Linked DNA regions of Homo sapiens: all the other regions are linked to region 1. A link is an interaction called in ENCODE POLR2A ChIA-PET data of the cell type or tissue named here. Cell type or tissue: HepG2. All regions are shown on one strand. Links, peaks and the distances in the headings refer to the core of each region. The heading gives the core; the rest is flanking DNA. Region 1 holds the start of LINC01569 (long intergenic non-protein coding RNA 1569). Region 2 holds the start of LOC105371062 (a long non-coding RNA gene). Region 3 overlaps SRL (sarcalumenin). Region 4 holds the start of GLIS2-AS1 (GLIS2 antisense RNA 1).

The links. Peaks named below come from ENCODE experiments on the same cell type or tissue, not always from the same donor. Only the 100,000 strongest peaks of a DNase experiment are listed, where the experiment ranks them.
Region 2: POLR2A ChIA-PET joins it to region 1 with 10 read pairs; 18 of 35 experiments call an interaction of 5 or more read pairs at or near these places.
Region 3: POLR2A ChIA-PET joins it to region 1 with 26 read pairs; 19 of 35 experiments call an interaction of 5 or more read pairs at or near these places.
Region 4: POLR2A ChIA-PET joins it to region 1 with 15 read pairs; 17 of 35 experiments call an interaction of 5 or more read pairs at or near these places.

What each region holds. Positions count from the first base shown.
Region 1 is chr16:4,248,875-4,256,099 of GRCh38, reverse strand. It overlaps LINC01569 (long intergenic non-protein coding RNA 1569), which reads left to right and starts at 2,311. Exons shown (of 3, transcript NR_039999.1): 1 at 2,311-2,453; 2 at 4,066-4,778. RefSeq lists a silencer at 2,043-2,302 and enhancers at 2,533-2,742, 2,807-3,429. In HepG2, for the core only: a CTCF peak has its summit at 1,920; a DNase peak (open chromatin) is centred at 2,079; H3K4me3 peaks cover 605 bases.
Region 2 is chr16:4,180,696-4,187,920 of GRCh38, reverse strand. LOC105371062 (a long non-coding RNA gene) reads left to right here and starts at 3,963. Exons shown (of 2, transcript NR_188654.1): 1 at 3,963-4,528. RefSeq lists silencers at 3,666-3,735, 3,746-4,395 and an enhancer at 3,799-4,093. In HepG2, for the core only: no CTCF peak of the experiment used is centred there; DNase peaks (open chromatin) are centred at 3,940 and 4,630; H3K4me3 peaks cover 1,313 bases.
Region 3 is chr16:4,196,325-4,203,549 of GRCh38, reverse strand. SRL (sarcalumenin) reads left to right here. Exons shown (of 6, transcript NM_001098814.2): 3 at 289-384; 4 at 5,635-5,751. Among named protein-coding and RNA genes, the nearest start is that of SRL, 42 kb to the left of the region's middle. In HepG2, for the core only: a CTCF peak has its summit at 3,139 (motif pointing left); a DNase peak (open chromatin) is centred at 3,129.
Region 4 is chr16:4,324,490-4,331,714 of GRCh38, reverse strand. The region is part of intron 1 of GLIS2 (GLIS family zinc finger 2); the gene reads right to left. It overlaps GLIS2-AS1 (GLIS2 antisense RNA 1), which reads left to right and starts at 3,375. Exons shown (of 4, transcript NR_110901.1): 1 at 3,375-3,455; 2 at 5,221-5,285; 3 at 6,361-6,445; 4 at 6,940-7,067. RefSeq lists enhancers at 2,147-3,147, 6,181-6,965. In HepG2, for the core only: CTCF peaks have their summits at 3,358 and 3,669 (motif pointing left); DNase peaks (open chromatin) are centred at 2,609 and 3,364; H3K4me3 peaks cover 1,028 bases.

The sequences.
Region 1 (7,225 bases), core at 1-4,000:
TTTTTTTTTTTTTTTTTTGAGATGGAGTCTTGCTGTGTCACCCAGGCTGGAATGCAATGGCACGATCTTGGCTCACTGGAACCTCTGCCTCACAGGTTCAAGCGATTCTCCTGCCTCAACCTCCTGAGTAGCTGGGACTACAGGCACCCACCATCATGCCCAGCTAATTTTTGTATTGTTAGTAGAGATGGGGTTTCACCATGTTGGCCAGGCTGGTCTTGAACTCCTGACCTCAGGTGATCCACCCACCTTGGCCTCCCAAAGTCCTGGGATTACAGGTGTGAGCCACCGTGCCTGGCCTGGGCCCGGCTGACTTTTTTATATTTTATTGTAGAGGCAGGGTTTTGCCATGTTGCCCAGGCTAGGCCATGGTCCTTTAAATCCTTCACTCTTCCGTGACCAGAGATCGATTTACACCGTGGTCCCCTCCTATGCCTCATGCTCACAGTGCTGGGTGCTTGGGGACTGAGGCCAGAGCAGAAGGCAGAATCACAGCTCACCCCACGATGACAGTGGACACGAACTCTTCACAGAAAGGCAGGAGTCTGCAGGTTTTCTTGGAATTTTACAGTGAACAATTCAATGGCACTTCATACATTCACAGTGTTACACAGCCTACCTGGTTCCAAAACATGTCCGTCACTCCAAAATGACTCCATGAAGCAGTCACTCCTTCCCCCTCCTCCCAGTCTCCAGCAACCACCTGCTTTCTGGTTTTAATATCTTTTTTAAAAAATTAAAGTAGTTGGCTGGGCGTGGTGGCTCACACCTGTAATCCCAGCACTTTGGGAGGCCGAGGCGGGTGGATCACATGAGGTCAGGAGTTCAAGACCAGCCTGGCCAACATGGTGAAACCCCAACTCTACTAAAATACAAAAATTAGGCTGGGCACAGTAGTGGTTCACGCCTGTAATCCCAGCAGTTTGAGAGGCCGAGGTGGGCGGATCACTTGAGGTCAGGAGTTTGAGACCAGCCTGGCCAACATGGTGGAACCCCGTCTCTACTAAAAATACAAAAATTAGCCTGGCATGGTGGCGAATGCCAGTAACTGTGGTCCCAGCTACTGGTGAGGCTGAGGCAGGAGAATCACTTGCACCGGGGAGGTGGAGGTTGCAGTGAGCTGAGATTGTGCCACTGCACTCCAGCCTGGGTGACAGGGCGACACTCCATCTTAAAAAATAAATAAATAAATAAATAATTTTTAAAAATGAAAGTAGTTACATTTAGTAGAAGTCACACTTTCTGATTTTTGGTTTTGCGTGTTTCCTACACGCAAATGCATAGTTTCCTACCCACCACTATGATCAAGATATGATTTAAAGAAAAAATAAAACAGGCCGGGTACGGTGGCTCACGCCTGTAATTCCAGCACTTTGGGAGGCCAAGGTGGGCGGATCACCTGAAGTCGGGAGTTCGACAGCAGCCTGACCAACATGGAGAAACCTTGTCTCTACTAAAAATACAAAATTAACCGGGCGTGGTGGCGCATGCCTGTAATCCCAGCTACTCGGGAGGCTAAGACACGAGAATCGCTTGAACCCAGGCGGCGGAGGTTGCGGTGGGCCGAGATCGCGCCATTGCACTCCAGCCTGGGCAACAAGAGCGAAACTGTCTCAAAAATAAATAAATAGATAAATAATAAATAAAACCAAAGCAAAATAAAAAAGATATGAATTAGTTCCTTCATTTCCAATGCCCCCCATGCCTCTTGGTGGTCAACCCAGCCCCTAGGAGCCACTGATCTATGTTGCCATAGTCTTACCTGTGACATGTCATAGAAATGGGATAACCCTGCCTTTTGAGCCTGGCTTCTTTGCACTGCAGCCAATTTTCTCTTGCTGAGATTATCCAGCTAAATTTACATAGGATCTGGCCCGGCACAGCGACCCCTTTCGGCCAGGTGCGAAACGGCAGGCCCGACGGTCCCCACGCAGCTCCTAAGAGGATCAACAGAGGGCGCAGTGCGCCCGGAACGCCCAGCCCCTGCGAAAGCGGAGGCTCCTCTCTCGGTCCCTGCGGGACAGCTCAGTTCTCATAGGCCAGAGGCGTGGCTTGGGGGCGGGCCAGGGGAATCCCACCTCCCCTTGCATGCTCAAGCGCGCCGGGCGATGGTAGGCGGTCTCACCCGCAGGCGGTGGAAGTCAGGGGCGCGGCTGCGGCCCCGCCCCTTCCCGGACTCGCCCCGCCCGTCCCCTCGCCGCGCATGTTCCCAGACGCCTCAGGCCATGGCGCGCGCGCTCCCGCCAGCACGCACGTCTGGCCCCGCCCCCGCGCCTGGCGCCCGCGCGCTCTCTCGCACGATCTGCTCCCGGACTCCTTCAGCGCGCTGCCTGCCTGCCCAGGGCCTTCCCGGAGAGCAGGTGACGGCGGCCTCCGGGCATGGAGCTCGCGCTGACGAAAGGTTCTGGAAGCCGCCGTAAAAAGTAATCAAGAAACGGGTGACAGGACTTTTCGTAAGACATTTAATTTTTACCCAGAGTATCCGAAACATTGCCGTGTCAATCTCAGTGCGATGGGAGACTGCCGGCCCCAAGGAGCTGCTCGTCCTTCTGCCGAGTTCCGGCCCGGACCCGCGGAGGAGGAGACCGCCGCGCCGGAGCTCGGACCTGACGTTTTTGTGAAGCACAGGGGGCGTGGGAGGGACCGGATCAATGCGGCACTCAACAAAACCTGTTTTTAAAAGAGTCGTGCTGTGTCGCCCAGGCTGGAGTGCAGTGACGCGATCTCGGCTCACTGCAGCCTCCACCTTCCGGGCTCAAGCGAGCCTCCCGCCTCAGCCTCCTGAGTAGCTGGGATTACAGGCACACACCTCCAGCTCGGCTGTTTTATTTATTTATTTTTTTTTTGAGACGTAATTTAGCTCATGTTGACCAGGCTGGAGTGCAGTGGCGCGATCTGGGCTCACCGCAACCCCCGCCTCCCGGGTTCAAGCGATTTTCCGCCTCAGCCTCCTGAGTAGCTGGGGTTGCAGGCATGCGCCACCACGCCCGGCTAATTTTGTACTTATAGTAGAGACGGGGTTTCTCCATGTTGGTCAGGCTGGTCTCGAACTCCCGACCTCAGGTGCTCCGCCCGCCTTGGCCTCCCAAAGTGCTGGGATTACAGGCGTGAGCCACCTCTCCAGGGCCAAAAGCCTTTTATTGGAGTACTGGGTAACACATTCAGAAGAGGGTGCATAGCTTAGGCGCTCCGTGAATTTTCACAAACTGAACATACACCCAGGTAGCCAACACCCCCAGCAAGCCCCAGAATCCCCTCATGCTTGCTTTCTGCCACTATCAAGCAGTTTGCTTTCTTTCAGATTTTTAAGTTTTGAAATAATTATTGAAATGTACAGGGAGAAGTCTGGGTTGGTGGTTCTAACCTGTAGTCTCAGCTACTAGAGAGGCTGAAGGGGGAAGATGGCTTTAGCCCTGGATTTCTAGACTAGCCTGGACAACATAGCAAGACCTCATCTCTATTTGTTTTTGAGACAGAGCCTCGGTCTGTCACCCATGCTGGAGCGCAGTGGACCTCCGCCTCCCGGGTTCAAGTGATTCTTCTTTCTCAGCCTCCCGAGTTATTTGGGATTACAGGTGTGCGCCACCACGCCCAGCTAATTTTTTTGTATTTTTAGTAGAGACGGGTTTCACCATGTTGGCCAGGCTGGTCTTAAACTTCTGACTTAAGGTGATCTGCCCGTCTCGGCCTCCCAAAGTGCTGGGATTACGACGTCAGCCACTGCTCTTGGCCTATCTTTTTTTTTTTTTTTTTTTTTAAAAGAAAGAGATGTATAGGGAGATCACCCAGTATCCCTCAGTGTTAACATCTTGCATAGCTACAGTTAGCATAGAAGCCAGGTAATTGACATTGGTACTGTACATGGGACTTACTCAGATTTACACGTTTTTTAATGTTTTATGTGTATGTAGTTCTCTATTCTCTACCATTTTTATGAGAGTTCCAGTTGCCTTGCATTCCCACCAGCACTTAGTATTGTCAGATTTATCATTATTTAGGTATTCTGGTAGGTGTATGGTGGAATCTCACCATAGTTTTAATTTCTTCTCTTTTTTTAAAAAATAGGAACAAGGTCTCACCATGCTGCCCAAGCTGGTCTGAAAACTCTTGTCCTCAGGCAGTCCTCCCACCTCGGCCTCCCAAAGATCTGAGATTACAGGCATGAGCCACCACACCTGGCCTTGGTTTTAATTCCTGTCACAGTATATTAGTTTTCGCTGTTGTGTATTGATTGATTGAGACAGGGTCTCGCTCTGTTGCCCAGGCTGGAGTGCAGGGGCATGATCCCAGCTCACTGCAACCTCCACCTCTTGGATTCAAGTGATTCTCCCGTCTCAGCCTCCCGAGTAACAGGAACCACAGGTGTGTGCCAGCACGCCTGGCTAATTTTTTTTTTTTTTTTCTTGAGGTGGAGTTTCACTGTTGTTGCCCAGGTTGGAGTGCAGTGGCACAATCTCAGCTCACTGCAACCTCTGCCTCCTGGGTTCAAGTGATTCTCCTGCTTCAGCCTCACGAGTTGTTGGGATTACAGGCGCCCGCCACCACGCCCAGGTAATTTTTGTTTAGTAGAGACGGGGTTTCACCATGTTGGCCTGGCTGGTCTCGAACTCCTGACCTCAGGTGATCCACCCACCTCGGCCTCCCAAAGTTGTGGGATTGCAGGCGTGAGCCACTGCGCCTGGCCTAATTTTTCAATTTTTTGGTGGAGATAGGGTTTCACCATGTTGGCCAGGCTGGAGTTTTGCCTGTTCTAGAAGCTTGTATCAGTCATACAACACGTAAGTTCTTTTTGTCTAGCTTCTTTTGCTCAACACAATATCTCTGAGATTTATTTATGTTTTTATGTAAACATAAATGTTCATTTTTCTTGCTAAGTACTATTTCATTGTATGAATAGACCACAGTTTGTTTATCCATTCACCTAGTGGTGGACATTTTATTTATTTTTATTTATTTATTTATTTATTTATTTTTGAGACAGAGTCTTGCTCTGTCGCCCAGGCTGGAGTGCAATAGCTCAATCTCAGCTCACTGCAGCCTCTGCCTCCCAGGTTCAAGCCATTCTCCTGTCTCAGCCTCCCGAGTAGCTGGGATTACAGGCACACACCACGACACCCTGCTACTTTTTGTATTTTTAGTAGAGACAGGGTTTCACCATGTTGGTCAGGCTGGTCTTGAACTCCTGGCCTCGTGATCCATCCACCTCGGCCTCCCAAAGTGCTGGGATTACAGGCATGAGCCACCGCACCTGGCCATGGTGGACATTTATGTTGTTTCCAACTTAGGGCTATTATAACTAGATTTTAGTAGCTACCATCCCCCAAATGCATGGTACCAATTTTCTCTCCTACCAACAGCATGTAAGGTGACAGTTCAGGAGAAGTGTCCTAAGCATGTGTCATGGACCCTGTTTGGGGGGTGATTTCTTTGAGGCGGGGCCAGGCATTCTTGGTTCTCTGTGGCCTCCCCTGCCCTATTTTTTTTTTTTTAGATGAAGTTTCACTTTTGTCACCCAGGCTGGAGTGCAGTGGTGCTATCCCGGCTCACTGCAACCTCCGCCTCCTGGGTTCAAGCGATTCTCCTGCCTCAGCCTCCCGAGTAACTGGGATTACAGGCATGCACCACCGTGCTCAGCTAATTTTTGTATTGTTAGTACAGACAGGATTTTGCCATGTTGGCCAGGCTGGTCTCCAACCCCTGGCCTCAACTGATCCACCTGCCTTGGCCTCCCGAAGTGCTGGTATTATAGGCATAAGCCACCGCGCCTGGCTGGTCCCCTGCCCTATTTTAAGAGTCTCTATTAGGGATAAACTTCATGGAAAATGTATGTCTGTTCTAAGAATGTTCTCAAGTGTCATTACCTTGTGCTGTATCTGTTTCCTCTTTACGAGGATTCTCAGAAGAAATTCTTGCCGAGTCTCAATAGTTGAAATAATTTCACTCCTTCCAAGCATTTGGTTTGCTCTTATTTTAAGGACACTGAATTGGGCAGGTGGTCAAGTTACACACATGTGAGGGACTGAAATATATGGTGTCATTTTTTCCCGTTAGTCTTACGAATGGTTCCATACTGTGTGCCTTCCTGTTTTTCTTCCACTAGTACTTCCAGTTCGTGCTTTCTTGCTATATTTTATAGAGAAAGGCCATTTCTATGTCTTTCTGGTACTGGGTGGGTTATAATAAAAACGTGCCTTTGGTGCCATGATTTGGGGGTGTCTTTGGCCGTGCAGCAGAGCGATGCCCCAGCTCTGCTAGATGTTTGAAGGGCTATTGAGTGGAAGAGGGGTCCCTTCCTGTGACCTTGGCCCCCTTATCAGTTGACTAACTGGCCCCAGACCAGTATGTAAAGCACATGCAAATCCTCAAACAGCCTCTTGGAGCCAGCTGGCCATGCTGTCCTCAGCTTCAGATTTTTTTGTGTTTCTGGCTCCACGGTGTTCCCCCGCATCCTAGTCCATCCTCCTGTCCTTTCTTGAACCAGCTGTCTGTCTGTGCTTTCCTCGATGCTGTGTGGCCTTGTAGCATTTGTCATTTTCACTCTGTTGAGTTGGCCGGCTTGGCCTCCCTTGTCCTGCAGGTCCTGGGCAGGGATGGCGTTATATCATCCTCTGCCTTTGTCTCCTTTCTCCTCTTGCCCTGCTGAGTCGCAAGTTTATTCTGTTGGTTGACAAGAACCTGTGCTGACAGAGGAGGGGATAGGACTGGGGGCTGCGGCAGGACCAGCTCTAAATCTGGCAGCTGAAGAAAGGAATGAGTTCCCCAAAGCAGCTTCTCCCACCACACCCCCGATTGAGAAAACAAGGAGCTGGCCGGGCATGGTGGCTCGCGCCTGTAATCCCAGCACTTTGGGAGGCCAAGGCAGGTGCATCACCCAAGGGCAGGAGTTCAAGACCAGCGTGGCCAACATGGCGAAACTCCGTCTCTATTAAAAATACAAAAATTAGCTGGGCATGGTGGTGCCTGCCTGTAATCCCAGCTACTAGTGGGGCTGAGGCAGGAGGATCGCTTGAACCTGGGAGGTGGAGGTTGCAGTGAGCTGAGATCGTGCCACTGCACTCCAGCCTGGGCAACAGAGCAAGACTGCATCTCAAAACAACAACAACAAAGGCTGGTCGTGGTGGCTCACTCCTGTAATCCTAGTACTTTGGGAGGCCAAGGCGGGCGGATTGCCTGAGCTCAGGAGTTCGAGACCAGCCTGGGCTACACGGTGAAACCCGTCTCTACC
Region 2 (7,225 bases), core at 1,496-5,495, 70 kb after region 1:
TCCTCCTGCCTCAGCCTCCCAAAGTGTTGGGATTAGAGATGTGAGCCATCTTGCAGGTAGACAGCGGGTTTTGAAAGGGAAAAAACTGGGCCCTGGGGAGAAAGGGAGAGTCTGCAGTCCTTGGTCTTTGAGCAACTGAGCAACATGACCCAACTAAGGCCACTCCTGTTCACCCACCCAACCCTGCGTCCCTCTTCCACCCTTTCCCGGGAGAAATCCAGAGCTCTTGCCTGGAAGAAGGAGGACTGTTTTAAAGATAAATGTTAAGTAATATGCCAGAATCTGCCTCAAAATTGTACTGTTTCACAAGCCTCACCATCTTCACATTGTCTGCCATTAAGATGATAGAGAAACAGAAACAGAAAACGGAGAAAGCACAATCCGGGACCAGGATAAACATAGATAAAGTGAGGGGCATGAATGGAGTATTTTTAAGGGTAAGTGGATGTATCATCTGAATCCATGGGGGTTACACATGGTTATATGCAAAAGGTGTGTGCAAATACATATGTAAAGTCCATGAGTGTGGGGAAACAGGTGGCCAGGTACTTAGCACAGTGCCTGACACACAGGAGCTCATCACCCGTGTGCCATCAGAGTGAATAAGTGGGTTTGGGGGAGTAAAGAAGGTGTCTGTGCGGTTTTTTGAGACAGGGTCTCACTCTGTCACCCAGGCTGCACCCAGGCTGGGTGACGTGATGCAACCACAGCTCACTGCAGCCTTGAATTACTGGCCTCTAACGATCCTCCTTCCTCAGCTCAGCTTCCCAAGTAGCTGGAACTATAGGTGCACATCACCACACCCAGCTAATTAAAAAAGGTTTTTTTTTTGGCTGGGTGCGGTGGCTCATGCCTGCAATCCTAGCACTTTGGGAGGCCGAGGTGGGCAGATCACTTGAGATCATGAGTTCAAGACCAGCCTGGTCAACATGGTGAAACCCAGTCTCTACTAAAAATACAGAAATTAGCCAGGCATTGCGGAGGGTGCCTGTCATCCCAGCTACTTGGGAGGCCGAGGTAGGAGAATTGCTTGAACCCAGGAGGCAGAGGTTGCAGTGAGCTGAGATGGCACCACTACACTCCAGGCTGAGTGTTTTTTTTTTTAGAGAGATGGGATCTTGTCATCTTGCCCCGGCTAGTCTCAAACCCCTGGGCTCAAGTGATCCTCTCACCTCAGATCATTTTTCTTTAGAAGAAAGTAAAGGCAATAAAAAAGCATTAGAAAAACAAACTGGCTGGGCTAGGTGGCTCACACCTGTAATCCTAACACTTTAGGAAGCCAAGGTGGGAAGGTCATTTGAGGACAGGAGTTCAAGACTGGCCTGGGAAACATAGTGAGACCTCCTCTCTACAACAACAACAACAAAATTAGCTGGGTGTGGTGGCATGTGCCTGTAGTCCCAGCTACTCAGGTGGCTGAGGTTGGAGGATCGCTTGAGCCCAGGAGGTAGAGGCTGCAGTGAGCCATGATCCCACCACTGCACTCCAGCCTGGGAAACAGAGCAAGAACCTGTCTCCGTTAAAAAACAAAACAAATAGAAACTGAGAGTAGTGTGATGTGACATGAGGTTGTCTGTAGAATGCTGACCAGCCTGGCCAACATGACGAAACCCCGTCTCTACCAAAAATACAAAAATTAGCTGGGCGTGGTGGTGCATGCCGGTGGTCCCAGCTACTTGTAGGCTGAAGCATGAGAATCGCTTAAGCCTGGGAGGTGGAGATTGCAGTGAGCTGAGATCGCGCCACTGCATTACAGCCTGGGCGACAGAGCGAAACTCTGTCTCAAAAAAAAATATATATATATTATATATCTCTATATATATCTATATATATTTTATATTTTTTATATATAAAATATATAAAAAATTTGCTGGGCGCAGTGGCTCACGCCTGTAATCCCAGCACTTTGGGAGGCCGAGGCGGGTGGATCATGAGGTCAGGAGATTGAGACCACCCTGGCTAACACGGTGAAACCCCGTCTCTACTAAATATATATAAAAAAAAAAATTAGCCGGGTGTGGTGGCGGGTGCCTGTAGTCCCAGCTGCTTGGGAGGCTGAGGCAGGAGAATGGCGTGAACCTGGGAGGCGGAGCTTGCAGTGAGCCGAGATGGCGCCACTGCACTCCAGCCTGGGTGACAGAGTGAGACTCCGTCTCAAAAAAAAAAAAAATTATATATATACATATATATACACACACACATATATATATATATAAAGTAATTTTCATTAGAAAATTTACTGAGGATTATTTCCTGAACAAAAAAATACTTTAAAAAAATCTTAACTCCATCTCCATTTCATATTTGATCTTTACCATGATCTTGTAAAGTAGATGGGGGCAGGGATATTTCTTATTCCTAAATCCAAATCTAATGTGGGGAAACTGCATCTACAGAGGTGCAGTTTTGCCTGAGTTCGGCCTGAGTTCACTCTGCTAATGCAAGACAAACCACACCAAAAGGCCAATTTCGTACCCATCCCAATATCCTTTCTACTCTATTCCATCACATTGATTTGCGGTAATCTAGAGCTGACAGCATATTGTGCACTGTATATTTTTCAGACCCACTAAAAGATGAGATTTTGTATTGTGAAGAGTGCAAAAAGATGTTATATTTCCATTTTTTCCAAACTTCTTAATTTTTTCCCACCACGATTCCAAAAAAATTTAGATATTCTGCATATTAAGGCATAGTCTCTCCCCTGGGGGATGTAGCCATCTAGTAAGGGATACAGCGCACAATTGCAAATCAGGATACAGGGGTCTGGCAAAGGACTGTCTTTCTCATTTGCAAATGTAATTATTTGCAAAGCCTGATCAATGCATATAAGTTGATAAATTATGTAATGGATTACTTCTGTTGAGAAGAATCAATTGACACAACCTCAGGGCTCTTCAGAGAATACTGAGACACACTGTGGGGCTATGGAGTTTGGTTGGGGAAGGAGTGGAGTTTTAGCTACACTTTGAGGGATGGGCAGGTTTGGTGGGTCACAGATTAGGGGGGTGGAGCACGGGAAGATCGAGGGCGCCCAGACGCAGACAAGGGAAGACCGCTGTGTGTGGCGGGGATAAGGGAATGGAAGAGCAGCCAAGGTGAGAGGAGGTGAATTAGGGAATACTGGGCCTTCAGGGGAAGCCCAGGGAGTCTAGGCCTGAGGCCACTGCAGGTTTCTGAGAAGGGAAGACCAGCGGGCAGCGGTGCTAGGGCGATATGGGGAGGCCGGAGCGTGGCATGCAGGAGCCAAGGGCCTGCCCCTGGGTCTGCTGCGTTGGGGGGAGCGTGGGGTCTCTGTCCTCCCCCGATGCTGCCCCACTCCAATCCGATGCCAGCGCCCCACAAGGCGGCCGCGAGCAGAAGCCCATCCACCCCATCGGCCTGGCCGCCCGGGGGACCCCGCCCGCCCTGGGCGGGCGCCAATGTGTCCCTTTTCTGGATCCTTTGGGAATCAATTAAGATCGCGGTGACAGGGCCCCCAGGTCGTAGGAGCACCCGGGCCACCACTCCCCGCGCGGCGTGGACGGGCTTCCAGCATCCGTGCGGGGACAGGGCTGGAGGCTTCGGTGATCGCGGCCGGGTACGACCACTCTTCCTTCGTCTGAGGGAAAAGGTCGCGGCTGGGGAGGGCCTCAGATTTCCCCGGCACGCCTCCTCTCCTTAGTGGGGAAACTGAGGCCCGGGGCAGGGCAGTTCTGGACCAGGGTCGTGACCGTGGGGAAAGTGGGCACCTGGCTGAATCTGACCCCGTCCTTCGCGCCCGAATCCTCACACGCTGTCCCCGAGGGGGCCACTACCCGACCCTGCGGACAGGGACCGATCTCGCGGCCGCTCAGCTGTGACAGTGCCGGCCGGCTCGCCCCGCGCATGCGCACTGCCTTCCCTTCGGGCTCGGCCCCGCCCCCTCCGGGCTGCGCGCCTCGGACCGAGTCCGGGACTGGGGTCAGCGCAGGCGCAGACGCAGACGCTTAGCGGCGGCGCTTCCAGAACGCTGCGCTCGGGAGAGCCTCGGGGCCGGAGTCGCGTGGGCGCTGGGGGCGGGGCGGGCGCCCACTGCCTGAGCCGGATGGCAGAGCCGTCTCTCCGCCAGCTCCCAGCGCTGGCTCGCGTCCCTGGGTTCCGAGCCCAGCGACGCGCAAGCTCCGTGGCCGCCAGCGCCGGCCCTGCCCCCTCGCTGCTGACCTCCGCCGCTTCACGCCGCGGACTCAGCTCCCGGGCTTTGCGGTCGCTGCCGGTGGGATGGGGAGGGCCGCGAACCTCTGTCCTCTCAGGCATTCACCGCGTGGCTGGGAGGGCGCCAGGAGGCCGAGGCCGGGGCTGCCATGCGCTCCCGGTGCCTCACCCCGCAGGTCGGTCCGCCTCGTGGGCTGTGGGGCAGACGACCGGGAAGCCCCGAGATCTCCAGATCCTCGATCGGGACCGAAAAGGCCCTGAACTTGTGCAGTGACTTGCCATTGAGTCCGGGAGGTTCTGGAGACCTGGGTGACGGAAGAACGCCCAAGGCCGACTGCTGCCCTCAGTTATCGGGGTGAGGTTTCCACCTGAGGCCGGCGCCCAGGGCAAACAGGAAATGCGAGTTTTAGGAGATTCTCCTACCGGAATGTCACCTCCCTTCCCCGCCAGAAACGAACCGCCCTCTCCGCCAGTAATTGAAAACCGAAGGGCAGCCCTTAGCGAATGAAAACTCCAGAAACCAGGAGGGTCAGGGAGGGTCATCATCTGAATAGAATGACTCTTGTGGCTCTTGGGGTTTCCTGAATCAGTCATTTTAGGAACTGAAAAGGCCTTACGAGGATCAAGTGGTCATTAGCTTCTCTTTCTTCCCTCCCTCCCTCCCTCCCTTCCTTCCTCCTTCCTTCCTTCCTTCCTTCCTTCCTTCCTTCCTTCCTTCCTACCTTCTTCCTCTCTTTTCTACTCTTTTTTCTTTTTGAGACTGCAACCTCGAACTCCCTGGGCTTGGGTGATCCTCCCGCCTCAGCCTCCCGAGTACTTGGAATTACAGGCGCGCGCCACCATGCCCGGCTAATTTAGGTTTTTACTTTTTTATCTTTTTTGAGACGGAGCCTCGCTCTGTCGCCCGGGCTGGAGTGCAGTAGCCTGATCTCAGCTCACTGCAATCTCAAAACTCCCAGGCTCGAGCGATCCTCCTGCCGCAGCCTTCCCAGTAGCTGGGACTACAGGTGTGCATCATTACACCTGGCTAATTTTTTATTTGAAAGAATTTTTGCTAACGCCGTGCGCGGTGGCTCAAGCCTGTAATCTCAGCGCTTTGAGACGCTGAGGCGGGCGGATCACAAAGTCAGGAGTTCCAGACCAGCCTGGGCAATATGGTGAAACCCTCTACTAAAAATACAAAAATTAGCCGGCGTGGTGGCGGGCGCCTGTAGTCCCAGCTACTCGGGAGGCTGAGGCAGGAGGATTGCTTGAAGCTGGGAGGCAGAGGTTGCAGTGAGCCGAGATCAAGCCACTGCACTCCAGCCTGCCTGACAAGGCCAGACTCTGTCTTAAACACAAAAACGAACAAAAAAAAGTTTACCGGGCGCTGTGGCTTACGCCTGTAATCCCAGTACTTAGGGAGGCGAAGGCAGGTGGATCACTTGAGATTGGGAGTTCGAGACCAGTCTGACCAACATGGTAAAACCCGTCTACTAAAAATACAAAATTAGCCGGGTGTGGAGGCACAGGCCTGTGATTCCAGCTACTCAGGAGGCTGAGGCAGGAGGATCGCTTGAACCCAGGAGGTGGAGGTTGCAGTGAGCCCAGATCGTGCTACTACACTCCAGCTTGGGCAACAAGAGTGAAACTCCGTCTCAAAAATAAAATAAAATAAATTGGGCTTCTCGCTCTGTCGCCAGGCTGGTCTCAAACGTCTTATCTCAAGCGATTCTCCCGCTGCAGCCTCTGTGCTGGGATTACAGGTAGGAGCAACCGCACCCTGCCTGGCCTCTCTTTGAAACCTGCCCAGTGACAGGGATCTCAATGCAGGGCATTGCATGTCTTCTGACAGGATGCTGGTTTAGGTCACTCCCTCTGCCCTGCAAGCCAGCTGTGTCCCCAGCATTTCCCAGGGCAGAGATAGATCACTCCCTGTGAGAGTGTTTTGGTGTCAGTGTGGAACGGCTTCCCTGTTTGGCCCCCTGGGTATACTGGAACCTGGGAAGGGACCTCTCCAGCTAACCCAGGGCTGGGCAGGGAGTTACTGAAAGGAAAAAGGAATTTATTTTTAATTTCCTGGGTTTTCTTGGCTGTTGCTTTGGAGTGGAGATCATTTAGACATCTGGTACCCTGATGGCCTGAGAAGAGAAGGAAAGTCCTTGGAAAGGAGTTAGGTGACTTCTGGGTAAGAATGAGCTGATACAATGGTGGAGAGTGGGGAGAGCTGCTTAGTGGCCAACCTGGCCATCATTGCCGTATTCACTAGGGAGCTTTTATTCTCATCTGTGTCCTCCTCCTGTAACTTAACACCTAGAAGTGGCAGGGAATTGGATCATGAAAGAGCCATATAGTCCAGCCTACTCATTTGTGTGTGTGTATGTGTGTCTATATATATGTCTATATATATATAGGTCTATATATATAGGTCTATATATATATAGGTCTATATTGGTCTATATATATAGGTCTATATTGGTCTATATATAGGTATATATATGTCTATATGCATATAGGTCTATATATATGTCTATATATATAGGTCTATATATGTCTATATATATAGGTCTTATATATGTCTATATATAGGTCTTATATATGTCTATATATAGGTCTTATATATGTCTATATATAGTCTGTATGTCTATATATAGGTCTATATATATAGTCTGTGTCTATATGTATAGGTCTATATATATAGTCTATGTATAGGCCTATATATATGTCTATATATATAGTCTATATATATAGGTCTATATATATGTCTATATATAGTCTATATAGGTCTATATATATGTCTATATATGTCTATATATATCTATATATGTCTATATATCTTTATATACACTATATATGTGTCTATATATCTATATAGATACTATATATGTCTATTATATATCTATATATATAGATATATATATTTTTTTTTAGAGACAGGGTCTCACGATGTTGTCCAGACTTAAACTCCTGGCCTCAAGCAATACCCCTGTCTCCGCCTCCCAAAGGGCTGGGATTACAAGCATGAGGCCCTGTGTCCGGACCCAACCCACTCATTTTAAAATTGAGGAAGTTT
Region 3 (7,225 bases), core at 1,560-5,559, 54 kb after region 1:
ATCCTTTCTCTAAATAAATAAATAAATAATAAAATAAAATAACCAAACAGTTCAGGAAGCTTTGGGGGTGGGTAGGAGAATGCCTTTTCATTTGGAGGTTTCTGCGAGTTGAGATGTGGGCCAGCTCCCCATATGCAAATACATTGCACAGTCGCTGGGCTGCAAACAGCACTTGCTGCCCACCAGGCAGGGGTGGAGCTGCCCTGGGTGGTGAGGCCCCTCCACAATGGAGGAGCTGCCTGGATCGCACCTGCGTGATGCTCTTCCCCCGGCCCTCTCTGTCTCCAGCGGTGCTGCAGCGGCTTCGGAAGATCTACCACTCATCCATCAAGCCTCTGGAGCAGTCCTACAAGTACAATGAGCTCCGGCAGCATGAGATCACAGGTAGGGCTTGAGATAACAGGTAGGGCTTGAGATTACGGGTACGGCGCAGGCCTGTCGGCGGGGCCACACTGCTGACCGGCCTGGACTCTCCCGGTACCCACACAGGTTCAGGAGCTCATTCATGATGTGTGCAAGGACTTGTGGGTCTGGGTCTGGGCTCCCCCTGGGAGTTGGAAAGGACGACACCTCCATCACGGAACTACCCTTTCACCAGCACAGCGCGATGCTTTACCAGGGTGTTACAGATGCATTTTGGTTTTAAGCCTTTATGCTTCAGTCATGCACATTTGAGTTTTCAAAGGCGATGATGCCTATTTCAATCCCTCCTGTGCTCCAGAGGCCACAGGTGCCCCCTGTCTACTCATGGGTGGTGCCTGAGTCCTCTGATCACTCCGTTCCTTCCCCTCCTGCTATTGCCCTTCCACTCTGCTTCCCTTGGGCCTGGATTCTTTACAAAATTGATTTTCAAAATAATAAAAATAAGACACACTTGTTGCAAAAATTCAAATAGTGCAGAATGGTATACGTTGAAAAATAAAAATTATATTCTTGACCTCCAGCTTTTTTTTTTTTGAGATGGAGTCTCGCTCTGTCACTCATACTGGAGTGCAGTGGCGCAATCTCGGCTCACTGCAAGCTCTGCCTCCCAGGTTCACGCCATTCTTCTGCCTCAGCCTCCCGAATAGCTGGGACTACAGGCACCTGCCACCACGCCTGGCCAATTTTTTGTATTTTTAGTAGAGATGGGGTTTCACCATGTTAGCCAGGATGGTCTCTGTCTGCGGACCTCGTGATCTGCCCGCTTCGGCCTCCCAAAGTGCTGGGATTACAAGCGTGAGCCACCGCTCCCAGCCGACCTCCAACTTCTTTAATTCGACTCCCAGAGAAACACATCGTTATAGTGAAGCCTTCCAAGCATTTCCTCTTCATGTGTGAGCACATAGATGGATGTTGTTTTTTGTTTTTACAAACATGGGATCCTGTTAGGTGAGCTGTGTGTGTGGAAACCTCCCTCCTTCCCTCTGACAGCTGTGTGCTCCTCCCCTGCGTGACCACGCCATGCTCTGGAAAACCAGCACCCTCCTGGTGGCTCACGCCTGTAATCTCAGTACTTTGGGAGGCAGAGGTGGGAGGATGGCTTGAGCCCAGGAGTTTGAGACCAGCCTGGGAAACATAGTCAGACCCCATCTCTACAAAAAATACAAAAATTAGGGGCGGGCGTGGTGGCTCACACCTGTAATACCAGCACTTTAGGAGGCCAAGGCGGGCAGATCATGAGGTCAGGAGTTCGAGACCAGCCCAGCCAACATGGTGAAACCCCGTTTCTATTAAAAATACAAAAATTAGCCCTGCCTAGTGGCTGGCGGCTGTAATCCTAGCTACTCAGGAGGGTGAGGCAACAGAATTGCTTGAACCCGGGAGGCAGAGGTTGCAGTGAGCTGAGATTGTGCCACTGCACTCCAGCCTGGGTAACAGAGCAAGACTCCATCTCAAAACAAACAAACAAACAAACAAACAAACAAACAAAACACACACACAAAAATTGGGCCCAGCGTGATGGCTCATAGCACTTTTAAAAACAATCCGATGGCCGGGCACAGTGGCTCACACCTATAGTCCCAGCAGTTTGGGAGGCTGAGGCGAGCAGATCCCTTGAGGCCAGGAGTTTGAGACCAGCCTGGCCAACATGGCAGAACCCTGCCTCTACTAAAAATCCAAAAATTGGCTGGGTGTGGTGGTGGGTGCCTATAATCCCAGCTACTGGGGAAGCTGAGGTACGAGAATCACTTGAACTGGGGAGGCAGAGGTTGCAGTGAGCCGAGATTGTGCCACTGCACTCCAGCCTGGGTGACAGAGTGAGACTCCATCTCAAAAAAAGAAAAAAATAGCTGGACATGGTGGCATGCGCCTGTGGTCCCAGCTACTCGGGAGGCTGAGGCAGGAGGATCATTTGAGCCTGGGAGGCAGAGATTGCAGTAAACTGAGATTGCACCACTGCACTCCAGCCTGGGCGACAGAGTGAGACCCTGTCTCAAAAAAAAAAAAAAATTGGAACCCTGGAATTAAACATTTTGCTAGTTGTTGCCATATTGTCTCCCATGATACCAATTTGTACTCACAATAACAGTAGATGAGAGTCCTTGTTTCCCAACAGCAATGCAATTTAAAAATGTTACTCATCTTTAAAAAATTTAGCAGTGGTATCTTATTGTTTTTTGAATGAGATTAGAAATCTTTCCCTGTGTTAATTGGGCTGTTTCTATATGATCTCATTTGATGCTCTGGATGGCTGTAAGTGGCCAGGGTGTAATAGGGTTTGTATTCTTCCTGCTCTACAGAGGGGAGCCTGAGGCCCAGAGACGTGCTGGGTTACCCAGGATCACACAGCTGGAAGCAGGGAATACCCTGTTCCACAGCTACCTGTACTATTTTTTGTAGCCTAGCAGCCAATTATCGCCCCCCTTTGTAGTGGATGCACAGCTATTGGTATGAGCTTGCAGAGCCTCCCGAAGGGTTTTTCTTTCTCTCTTGGCCCTAAGACCCGGAGTCTTGGCCCTCCTAGGAAACTTGTGTGTACAGCAGCAGGGCCAGGAGCTCCAGAGTCCCCAGGGCATGGCGCTCTGCAGGGAGGTCCCGCTTCCTTGCCCCTGCACTCACCTTTTGGGCTTGGTTCTTAACTCCTAGTCTCTGGCCAGCTTCCTTGTAACCTCTCCCAGGCTCACCTCCCACCTCCTGTATAGGCCAGCGGTGCCCCCTGCTGTGAGGAGCCGAAACCACAGCACCAGGAAAGGGCCCTGTTTGTGGTTTGTCTCGGAGAACCGGAACATCTAGGGCTCTCCTTGGTGTCGCCTGGGCCGGTGTTAAGATACTGTGACATCTCTGTGGCTGTAACTGGGGATTCCTGCCACCCTCTCAGCCTCCTTATCCCTTCCTGGCCCCCAGCCAGGGCTTGACTTCCACAGAGATGTGAGTGTCTCCTGTGTATTCACAGACAGGGAGGGATGGGGCAGGGCCATGGTGTTGCTTTCAGGCAACGTACATGTGCCTGCCATGTATAAGACACCACCTGGTTAGGACTGAGCTTTAGCCTCGGAGAAGGAAGACCAGAGCATCCGAAGGCAAGATACAGAAGAGGAAGCATATGGCAACGCTCTCTGTAAAAAGATGGGGCCGGGTGTGGGGGCTCACGCCTGTAATCCCAGCACTTTGGGAAGCCGAGGCAGGTGGATCACTTGAGGTCAAGAGTTCGAGACCAGCCTGGGCAACATGGTAAAACCCCATCTCTACTAAAAATACAAAAATTAGCCAGGCGTGGTGGCACGCACCTGTAGTCCCAGCTGCTTGGGAGGCTGAGGCAGGAGAATGGCTTGAACCCAGGAGGCAGAGGCTGCAGTGAGCTGAGATTGTGCCACTGCACTCTAGCCTGGGGAACAGAGCAAGACTCTGTCTCAAAAAAAAAAAAAAAAAAAAAGGAAAAGAAAAGAAGATGGGGAGGGGCTGGGTGCCGGGCTCATGCCTGCAATAGAAGCACTTTGGGAGGCCAAGGTGGGTGGATCTCTTGAGCCCAGGAGTTGGAGACCAGCCTAGGCAACATGGCAAGACCCCATCTCTACTCTAAATACAAAAATGAGCTGGGCTTGGTGGTACATGCCTGTGGTCTCAGCTACTCAGGAGGCTGAGGTGGGAGGATCGCTTGAGCCTGGGAGGTTGAGGCTATATGAGCTATGATCACACCACTGCACTGTGGTTTGGGCGACAGAGTGAGACACTGTCTCAAAAAAAAAAAAAAAAAAAAAAAAAGATGGGGAATATGTTAGCTACAAATATTGCTTATATATGCATTAAAATGTCTAAAATAACATGTAAGAAGTCAGCAGTGGTTACCTATTCCAGGGGGTGTCAGGGCTGAGGCAGACTGGGATGGAGATGGGAGACTTTTCACTGTTTACCTTTTTATATTCCTGATCTTTGAACCAAGAAATTAAATAAATTAAAATCATGATAAATAAATGAAACAAAAGGGGAGTGCCTAGTGTTTTTAGGGTGGCCTGCTGGCCTCAGGGAGACGAGTCTGGAGAACTTCAGTGCTGAGTTATGCAGGACTGGCCCTCTGTGCTGTAGTCCAGAGAAGAGCTGGAAGAGCTGAGGCCTGAAAATCTGCAATAAGACTGACCACACCCCACGTTGAAAGCCTCTCCCCTTCCCTCCCTGTCCACTGGATTTGAAAGCACGAGAGCATTCTATTTTTCCTCTTAGGGACCCACCTGGAGTGGCCCTTGCAGGGTCATCTCCCCAACATGGCCTTCGGAAGGACATTGGATGCAGGACCCAAGAATTGCCAGTTCATTGTTTGGTTTTGGGCACTGGCAAATTTGTCATGGACTTTAGAGGCTAGTGTTTGAGAGTGGCCCTAGAAGAGGGTAAGTGCAATGGTTCATAGCTGTAATCCCAGCATTTTGGGGAGCCAAGTGAGAAGATTGCTTGAGCCCAGAAGTTTGAGACCAGCCTGAGCAACGTTGCAAGACCCCATCTCTACAAAAAAAAATTTTTAAATTTGCTGGGCATAGTGGTGCATGCCTGTAGTCCTAGCTACTACTTGGGAGGCTGAAGTGGGAGGATTGCTTGAGCCCAGTAATTGTAGTGGGGCACAATTGCACCACTGCATTTCAGCCTGGGCAACGGAGACCCTGATTCTAAACAAAAGAGGGCAGAAAGAGAGAGAGAGACACTGGCCTCAGAGTCCAGGATTAGGCTGTATTGGGAATTTGGGGAGCCCCAGGCTGGAGGAGAGGAGAGCTGCAGAGGCTGGAGACAGGAAGGGTCTGAGTCCAGACCACCCAAGATTATACAAGCTGCTCCACATCCATCCTCCATTCTCAACCCAGATTCTCTCCATGTGGAAGCTCCGTCCTCCTTTCTCTATGGGCTTTTCTCCTCCAGATTTAACCAGGAGACCTCACCCAGAGTGAGTTCGGAGTCAGGGTTTGTTGAATTCACTGAGATCCTTCTTGTGGTGGGGGCAGACGTGCCAAGGATCTGGGCAAGGCCCAAAAGTGACTTCTGTGTCTTTTTACTGGGTGATCACACTTACGTAGCAAGAGAAGCGCCACTGGGGGCTACACACGTCTGATTCATGGAGAATTCCACAACTCAGTTGGATGGACGGTGAGATGCTTTGGAGTACGGTGCCATACCCCTTGTGTGAACTTTTGTTAGTTTTATTCCATTTCTACTTCCTGTTGCCCACAGATGGAGAGATTACCTCCAAGCCCATGGTACTGTTCCTGGGACCGTGGAGTGTTGGTAAATCTACCATGATAAACTACCTCCTTGGGCTGGAAAATACTCGCTATCAGCTCTATACAGGTAATCAATATTCTTGTGTGATTGTTGGGATTTGAATGTTGTATGTAAAAGCACCATGAAAATTTAAATCACTGGCCGGACATTATGACTCATGCCTGTAATCCCAGCACATTGGGAGGCCAAGGCAGTGGATCACTTGAGGCCGTCAGTTTGAGACCAGCCTGGCCAACATGGCAAAAACCCATCTCTACTAAAAAAAAAATACAAAAATTAGCTAAGCATGGTGACACGTTCCTGTAATCCCAGCTACTCAGGAACTTGAGACATGAGAATTGCTTGAACCTAGAAGGCAGAGATTGTAGTGAGCTGAGATTGTGCCACTGCACTCCAGCCTGGGTGACAGAGCGAGACTCCGTCTCAAAAAAAAAAAAAAAAAAGGAAAGAAAAGTTATGCCACATGCACGTGTTAAAATACAAAATTTGAAAAAGGCTGTGCATGGTGGCTTTATGCCTGTAATCCCAGCACTTTGGGAGGCTGAGGCAGGAGGATGACCTGAGGTCAGGAGTTCGAGACCAGCCTGGCCAACATGGTGAAACCCCGTCTCTACTAAAAATACAAAAAATTAGCTGGGTGTGATGGCGGGTGCCTGTAGTCCCAGCTACTTGGGAGGCTGAGGCAGCGGAATTGCTTGAACCCAGGAGGCAGAGGTTGCAGTGAGCCAAAATCGCGCCACTGCACTCCAGCCTGGGCGACAGAGTGAGACTCTGTCTCACAAAAAAAAAAAAAAAAAAAAAAAAGAAAATTTGGAAAAAACAGAAAACAAAAAAAGACATCTGCACCAATGTCCATAGCAGCATTATTCACAATAGCCAAAACATGGAAACCAGTCAAATGTTCATCAATGGATGAAAGGATCAAGAAAATGTGGTCTGTTCATACATAAATTATTATTCAGCCTTAAAAAGGAATGAAATTCTGATATCTGCTACATGGATGAACCATGAAGACATTATGCTAAAAGAAAGAAGACAGACACAAGAGGACAAATACTGTCTGATTTCACTTATATGACAGTAGGCGGCTGGGCGCGGTGGCTCACGCCTGTAATCCCAGCACTTTGGGAGGCCGAGGTGGGTTGATCACAAGGTCAGGACTTCAAGACCAGCCTGGCCAAGATGGTGAAACCTTGTCTCTACTAAAAATACAAAAATTAGCTGGGCATGGTGCTGGGCACCTGTAATCCCAGCTACTTGGGAGGCTGAGGCAGGAGAATCGCTTGAACCCGGGGGCGGAGGTTGCAGTGAGCTGAGATCATGCCACTGCACTCCAGCCTGGGCGATAGAGTGAGACTCTGCTCCAAAAAGGAAAAAAAAAAAAAAAAAAAAAGAAGGCAAAATCAGAGAGAGAGACGCCAGAGTGCTTGTAACCAGGGACTGGGGGAAGAGGAAATGGGGAATGACTGTTTAATGGATACAGAGTTTTCAGTTGGGAAGATAAAAACATTCTGGACCTGGATGGTGGCGATGGTTGCAC
Region 4 (7,225 bases), core at 1,509-5,508, 74 kb before region 1:
CTGCCTTGGCCTCCCAAAACGCTGGGACTACATGCCTGAGCCACCACGCTTGGCGAAACTGCGTCTTTTACAGGCATCGCCTCAGATCGCAGAGCTCAGAAGTGGAAAAACTATCAGATTTGCCAAGACCAGCTCGGTCGGGAGACTAATCCGGCGGCGCTAGAGGAATTAAAGACACATACGCAGAAATATAGCGGTGTGGGGTGGGAAATCAGGGGTCTCACAGCCTTCAGAGCTGAGAGCCTTGAACAGAGATTTACCCACGTATTTATTGACAGCAAGCCAGTCATTAGCATAGTTTCTATAGATTATAGACTAACTGAAAGTATTCCTTATGGGAAATAAAGGGATGGGTCTGGCTAGTTATCTGCAGCAGGAGCGTGTCCTTAAGGCACAGATCACTCATGCCATTGTTTGTGGTTCAAGAACGCCTGTGGCCGGGCGCAGTAACTCACACCTGTAATCCCAGCACTTTGGGAGGCCAAGGCGGGGAGATCACGAGGTCAGGAGATAGAGACCATCCTGGCTAACACGCTGAAACCCCAACTCTATTAAATAACAAAAAAAAAAATTAGCCAGGTGTGGTGGCGGGCGCCTGTAGTCCCAGCTACTCGGGAGGCTGAGGCAGGAGAATGGTGTGAACCCGGGACGCAGAGCTTGCAGTGAGCCGAGATCGCACCACTGCACTCCAGCCTGGGCGACAGAGCAAGACTCCGTCTCAAAAACAAACAAACAAACAAAAAGCCAAACGCTTTTAAGCAGTTTTTCCGCCCTGGGTGGGCCAGGTGTTCCTTGCCCTCATTCTGGTAAACCTACAACCTTCCAGCGTGGGCGTCATGGCCATCATGAACATGTCACAGCGCTGCAGAGATTTTATTTATGGCCAGTTTTGGGGCTAGTTTACAGCCAGATTTTGGGGGGCCTGTTCCCAACAAGATTCAAGGCCTGAAGCCAGATCTCCCGGGAACTGGCTAGCCGTGTCCTAACAGCCTTTTCTGACAGAGCAGGAGCCATGCTCCGGACTCCCGCCCTGTTTGACCCCAAAGATCTAGAACCAGGCCAGGGGGCAAGGAGCATCCTCTGAAATGGCCGGCAGGTAGCCACGCTCACCACCAAGGAACTCGCACCAGGCAAACCGAGAAAGTGGGCACAGCCAGGGGCCCCACCGCCCTCCCTGCAGAGGCCTAGAGGAGAGGCATCGCAAGCCAGGGAGCCCCAGGGCGCTGGGTCGCCACCAGGGGGCAGCTGGGGATTGTGGCCTGGCCTGGCCAGCTGGGGCAGGGTTGGTGGAGTTGACCAGCTGTATCTGGCGGTTAATATATAAATATGTAGAAATTATTTTTTACTGGAGATGGTATTCTTTTAGTATCACTTCCCATGCTGTAATTTTCATCATTTTTCTTAGAATTTCTCACTGGTTTAATTTTCATTTTCTTTTTGGAAATGGAGTCTCTCAGTCACCCAGGCTGGAGTGCAGTGGTGTGATCTGGGCTCACTGCAACCTCTGCCTCCCGAGTTCAAGCGATTGTCCTGCCTCAGCCTCCCAAGTAGCTGGGATTACAGGTGTACACCATCACACCCAGCTAATTTTTCTATTTTTAGTAGCGACAGCGTTTCACCATGTTGGCCAGGCTGGTCTCAAACTCCTGACCTCAGGTGATCTGCCCACCTCGGCCTCCCAAAGTGCTGTGATTACAGGTGTGAGCCACCTCGCCCCACCTGGTGTAATTTTCCTCACATGCAAATGATCTAACAGTATCCACCGACCCAAGAACAAGGTCAACACTTCATTCTAAACCCAAACTTCACATTCAGAGCAGCAATCTTTTCCTACGCGGTTAAACACGACATTTCCTTGCGTTTGTTCATTGGGATTATTACAACTTGAAAATCTAACTGCCGCACAATCACGCTGTGAGATCCCGTCTTTCGCGGTATTGGGGTCTTTACTCAATACCAAAGGGCGGCCATGGTGGACATAACTACTACATGGTGAAATACTTTGGATATGCCCCCGTGTGTTTCCCTGGGGGCTAGCATAGCCTGTGAGTGGGGAGAGATGCTGTCCACAGGGCAGGACAGGAAGGCAGCTCCCACGTCCTCCCCTTCTGCCCTGACTCTCCAAGCAAGTAGGGCATAAAATGGTCCCCCCTTCACTGGAGATCCTCTGCTTCTAGGGACACATCCCCAGACCCCACCCCAACATGGCTGACACGGGGGTCTCAGCACAGGGGGGCTGCCCACCTCTCCCAAGGCTGCATCATCAGAGCCAGGGCAGCTGCACTAGGCCGTGGGACCTAGGTCTGCGATTCGCCCCTGTTGGAGCTGTCAGATTGTTTGAATTTGCCTCCCAGGCCATGCATGGGCCAGGGGCTCCCAGAGATGCGGTGGGGTAGGGACCACACCCCCGCTAGCAGGTGGGTGGGTGACAGTGATGGATGGACCAGGGTCCCCTCCACTGTTTCTCTGGCTGGACAGGGAGTTGCCCTCTGCCTGAACCCCTGCCAGTTCCATCTGTCTATCTGTGTGTCTATCGTCCTGCTACCTGTTTATTTTTAGACACAGGCGCAATCCAGCCTCCCCGAAGCTCCTCTGTGCTGGAAGCCTGGACGGGGAGGAAGGAAGTAAATATTTATGCTGATGAAGAATTCAGGAGCCAGGAAGGGCTGGTGGCCTGGTCCCTTGGCTGGCCTGGGGCCACAGGCCTCCCCACAGCCTCTGTCCTCACCCCCACCCCCACCCTTCCGGAGAAGGGGACCACAAGGGCAGGATGGTTTGGGAACTGGGAATTCCAGCTGACGGGGACACTCACTGGCAGCGCTGCCCAAGCAACATCCTTTGGCACCTGCCCCACTGCCTTCCCAGGACAGATGGGGACTCGGGGAGCCAGGGGCCCTGAGTCACCTTGTTCTTAGGGCCTGCAGGGGACACTTCCCCAGGAGGAGCCTGTCTCCCCAGGTGGGGCCAGCCACACGGCCCAAAGCCAGAGGGAGGACTCCAATGCACCCCCTTCATCAGCAGGTCCAGTCCCCAGGGGCACCCCCACACACTTCCTGCCACTGGGTCCTGCCAGGGAGGCAGGGGTTCATTCCAATGCAGGCCAGAGCCCGGCACACGGCCTGCGTCCCTGCCCCCGGGAAAGGAAGGAGCTGCCCCCAGCCCTACACCTCCCAGCATCCCTGTTCCAGGCCCTCCCCACCCAGAGTTTTTCCTCCAATGGAGGCCCCACCCCAGAGGGGAGACGGTCAGTGACCCTGCTTCAGTTCTGACCTTGGCCAGGCTTAAAGCCTCCCCTTCCACCCCCGCCCCGACCGGCAGCAGCCAGTTCTGGGCTCTGCTCTGTGCTTTTGTTCCCGGCTGGGTGAAGGGGGCAGGCGAGAGCTAGGTTCCTGCTCTCCTGAAAGCCTCGGAGGCCCAGAGCGGGGAGCAGCGGGCCTGCAACCAGGGAACCCTGAGTGAGTGCCCATGAGCGGGTGGCCGTGGCTCTCCCCAGCGTAAGGCCGACAGCCTGGCTCTGGACAAGCTCAGCCAGAGGCCTGGGTGCTAATTACTGCGGGGTCCCGAGGGCAGGAGCCGGCTCTCGGTCAGGTGGGGGCACCCCGTGGATGCTCCCCGGGCGCAGCGCAAGGCCCGCCGGCCCCACGCCCCTCTGCGCCTCCTGGTGGAGCCTTCCGTTCCTCAGTTTCCCCCCGGTGGGACAGCGCAGCGTGGAGGGTGCACAGAGCCCAGGGCCGCGTCTCTCGAGCACTCAGCCTGGGATGCGCCCAGGGCAGCGCCCCCACACGCAAGGGCCCAGGGGTTGGGGCGAGGGCTGGGGTTGTCGGTGGGGGGTGGGGGTGGCCGCGGAACCGGCCGCTGCGCGGCTCCTCCAGCTGCAAAAGGAACTAATTAGAGCGGGGCGAGCGGGAGGAAGCGGCTGCGGCGAGGGAGGAAGCGCGCGGGGGCGGCCGCGGGGACCACCGGGACGGCGGGGGCTTCGGGGGACCGGGCCCTGCCCTTCCCACCCACCGCAGGGCGGGGGTCACCCGGAGGGTGGGCTGGGCGGGCCCCCCGCCACCCTGGCCGAGACAATGGCTGCTATTGTGTGCCCGACCGCAGCCCGAGCAGACGGCCCCCAGCTGCAGCGCTGGCGGAGCCACCCGGCCCCCCGCCCGCAGTCCCCGGCCAGGCCAGGTAGCCAAGGATCCCGCCCTGGCAGGCGGGGCCGGCCACTGTCCCCACCCTCCCTACTGGAAGGCACGGGGCGACCCAGCACACTCAGGGAAACTAAGGCCCGGAAAAGACAGTCTCTTCCAGGGCCCCTTGGCCTGGGGTGGGTCATACACCAGAGGGGGTAAAGGACCATTAGGTACTGACCACGTGTCAGGCCCATCTGTCCATGGATTCAATGACCCCTCTACAACCCTGCCTGGCAGTAGCTGCTGTCATTTTCCCGATCTCACAGATGGGGAAACTGAGGCTTGAGATCACTAGGCTAATAGGGAGCTGGTTGGAGTCCTGCTCTGAATAAAGCTCCTTCTAGGCCAGGCGCGGTGGCTGACGCCTGTAAGCCCAGCACATTGGGAGGCCGAGGCAGGAGAATCCCTTGAGTGCAGGAGTTCTACACCAGCCTGGGCAACATGGAAAAATCCCGTTTGAAGTAAAAAAATCAGCCGGTGGCCGGGCACGGTGGCTCATGCCTGTAATCCCAGCACTTTGGGAGGCCGAGGGCGGACCACCTGAGGTCAGGAGTTCCAGACCAGCCTGGCCAACATGGCGAAACGCTCTCTCTACTAAAAATACGAAAATTAGCCGGGCGTGGTGGCAGGTGTCTGTAATTCCAGCTACCCGGGAGGCTGAGGCAGGAGAATCGCTTGAACCAGGGAGGCAGAAGTTGCAGTGAGCTGAGATCGCGCCACTGCACTCCAGCCTGGGCGACGGAGTGAGACTCCATCTCGGAAAAAAAAAAAAAAAAAAAAATAGCTGGGCGTGGAAGCAGGGACCTGTGGTCCCAGCTACTCGGGAGGCTGAGGTGGGAGGATCGCCTGAGCCTGGGGAGTTTGAGGCTGCAGTAAGCCGAGATCACACCACTGCACTCCGGCCTGTCTCAAAAAACAACAAAAAAAGCTCCTCCTTTCCTGCTTGGGGGAGGGTGGCTGGCAGGCCCTAAGCCTGTGGAGGTGCAGGGTGCACTGGGGGGCTGTGTGCACCCACCCTGAGAACCACTTGGTCTCTTTGCAGAAGGAAGCGGGTCCTCTGTAAGATGGGGCTGCATCCCTGCCCCGCTCCCAGCAGCATGGGGTCAGGTGAGTGACCAGCGTGGCAGTGTTGTCAAGGGCAATGTGAGGAACACCCCTTGCCTTGGAGTGTCCTGCGAGTGCGCTTTTGGTCAGCAGTGGCCATTTAGCTGAGAACTTGGAGACAAGGCCTCAAGATGCATCTCTCAGAAGTCTATGTGGTCACCTTTGTTTTTTTTGTTTGTTTCTTTTTTGAGATGGAGTCTCACTCTGTCACCCAGGCTGGAGTGCAGTGGCACGATCTCAGCTCACTGCAAGCTCCGCCTCCCAGGTTCACAGCATTCTCCTGCCTCAGCCTCCTGAGTTGCTGGGACTACAGGCGCCCACCACCACACCCGGCTAATTTTTTTGTGTGTATTTTTTTAGTAGAGATAGGGTTTCACCGTGTTAGCCAGGATGGTCTCGATATCCTGACCTCGTGATCCGCCCACCTCGGCCTCCCAAAGTGCTGGGATTACAGGCGTGAGCCACCAAGTCTGGCCTTTTTTTTTTTTTTTTTTTTTTTTTTTAAGACACAGAGTCTTGCTCTGTCTCCCAGGCTGGACTGCAGTGGCGTGGTCATGGCTAACTGCCGCCGAGGCTCAAGAGATCCTCCTGCCTCAGCCTGCAGAGCAGCTAGGACCACAGGTGCACCACCACCACACCCAGCTCATTTTTAAATTTTTTATTTTGCAGAGATGGGGGGGTCTCCCTGTGTCATCCAGGCTGGTCTCGATCTCCTGGACTCAAGCCATCCTCCTGTCTCTGCCTCCCAAAGTGCTAGGATTACAGGCAGGAGCCACCACGCCCAGCCCGTCATCTTCTAATTTAACAGAAAGAGGAAGTGAGTCCCTGGTCACTCCTGAACCAGTCAGAGAAACCCTGGTCTGTGGGTGTCCCTGAGTCTATTACTGGAACCATCACTTCAGCAGTATGGTCTTACAGATGGGGAAACTGAGGGCTGAAGGGGGAGGCATCCAGCCCAGGCTGCACAAGTAGGTGGCAAACCCACAACCAGAAGCCACGGGCAAGCAGCATGAGGACAGTACCCATAGCCAGGTGCGGGTACTGTGAAGGCAGGTGCTGTTTCATCCCCATTTTACAGATGCAAAAACTGAGGCTCAGGGGAGTGAAGTGACCCATCCAAGGTCCCACAGCTTGTCCGTGGCAGAGCTGGGTTTCAACCCCAGGTAAGTCCAGAAGCCATGTTCACTATTGGCCCTTCCTATGTCAGGGGCTCAGGCTTGGTACCCCCTCCCCGCCCAGGGACTTGTGGGGCTAGGAGGGATAGCAGAGCAGGCAGTGGGTGGGCGCTGGAGGGGCTGGCTGGGGTGGGGGGCCCACCAGGAGGCTTGGAGAGCCGAGGGCAGATCTGCTGCCAAAGCAAACGGCCCCACAGCCCCAGATTCCTGGGAACCAGCTGCGGCTCCCTGCTCTGGCCAAGAGCTCCACCCTCCTTGGCCGCCCAGCAGCAGGGGCTGGCGGGCAGGGGCAGGGCCTGCTGGGGGCCCCAGGCAGGAGGGCTCGTCCTCTCAGGGCCCCCCTTCCTGACCAGGCAACAGAACCGGACTCGAAATCTGGGGCCCCACCCGGCTCTGCTACTCCCTTTGCGTGTCTCTTCAGTCTGCGCCTCATCCCCCTCATCCCAAATGGGATTATATAGGACCCCCATGTTGGGTTTCAGGGAGAAACCAATGCAGTGCTGCACATCCAATCACTATTGAGTGCTTCTCCTTCGTCCGTAACGTTCAGCACGGAGAACAGTGCCTGGCACATAGTAGGTGCTTAATAAAACGTGCTGAATGAATCGTCGCCAGTGTGCATGAGTCCATAGCCTTTGGCCCATCTACCGCTGTGAGGGCAGCTGAGTGGGGACTGGCCATCCCCTCTATGCCACTGCAGTCTCACCCTGAACCAGGAGAACCTGGGCTCTGCCACCTGCCAGCCAGCGTGCACCCTAAACAAGCCTA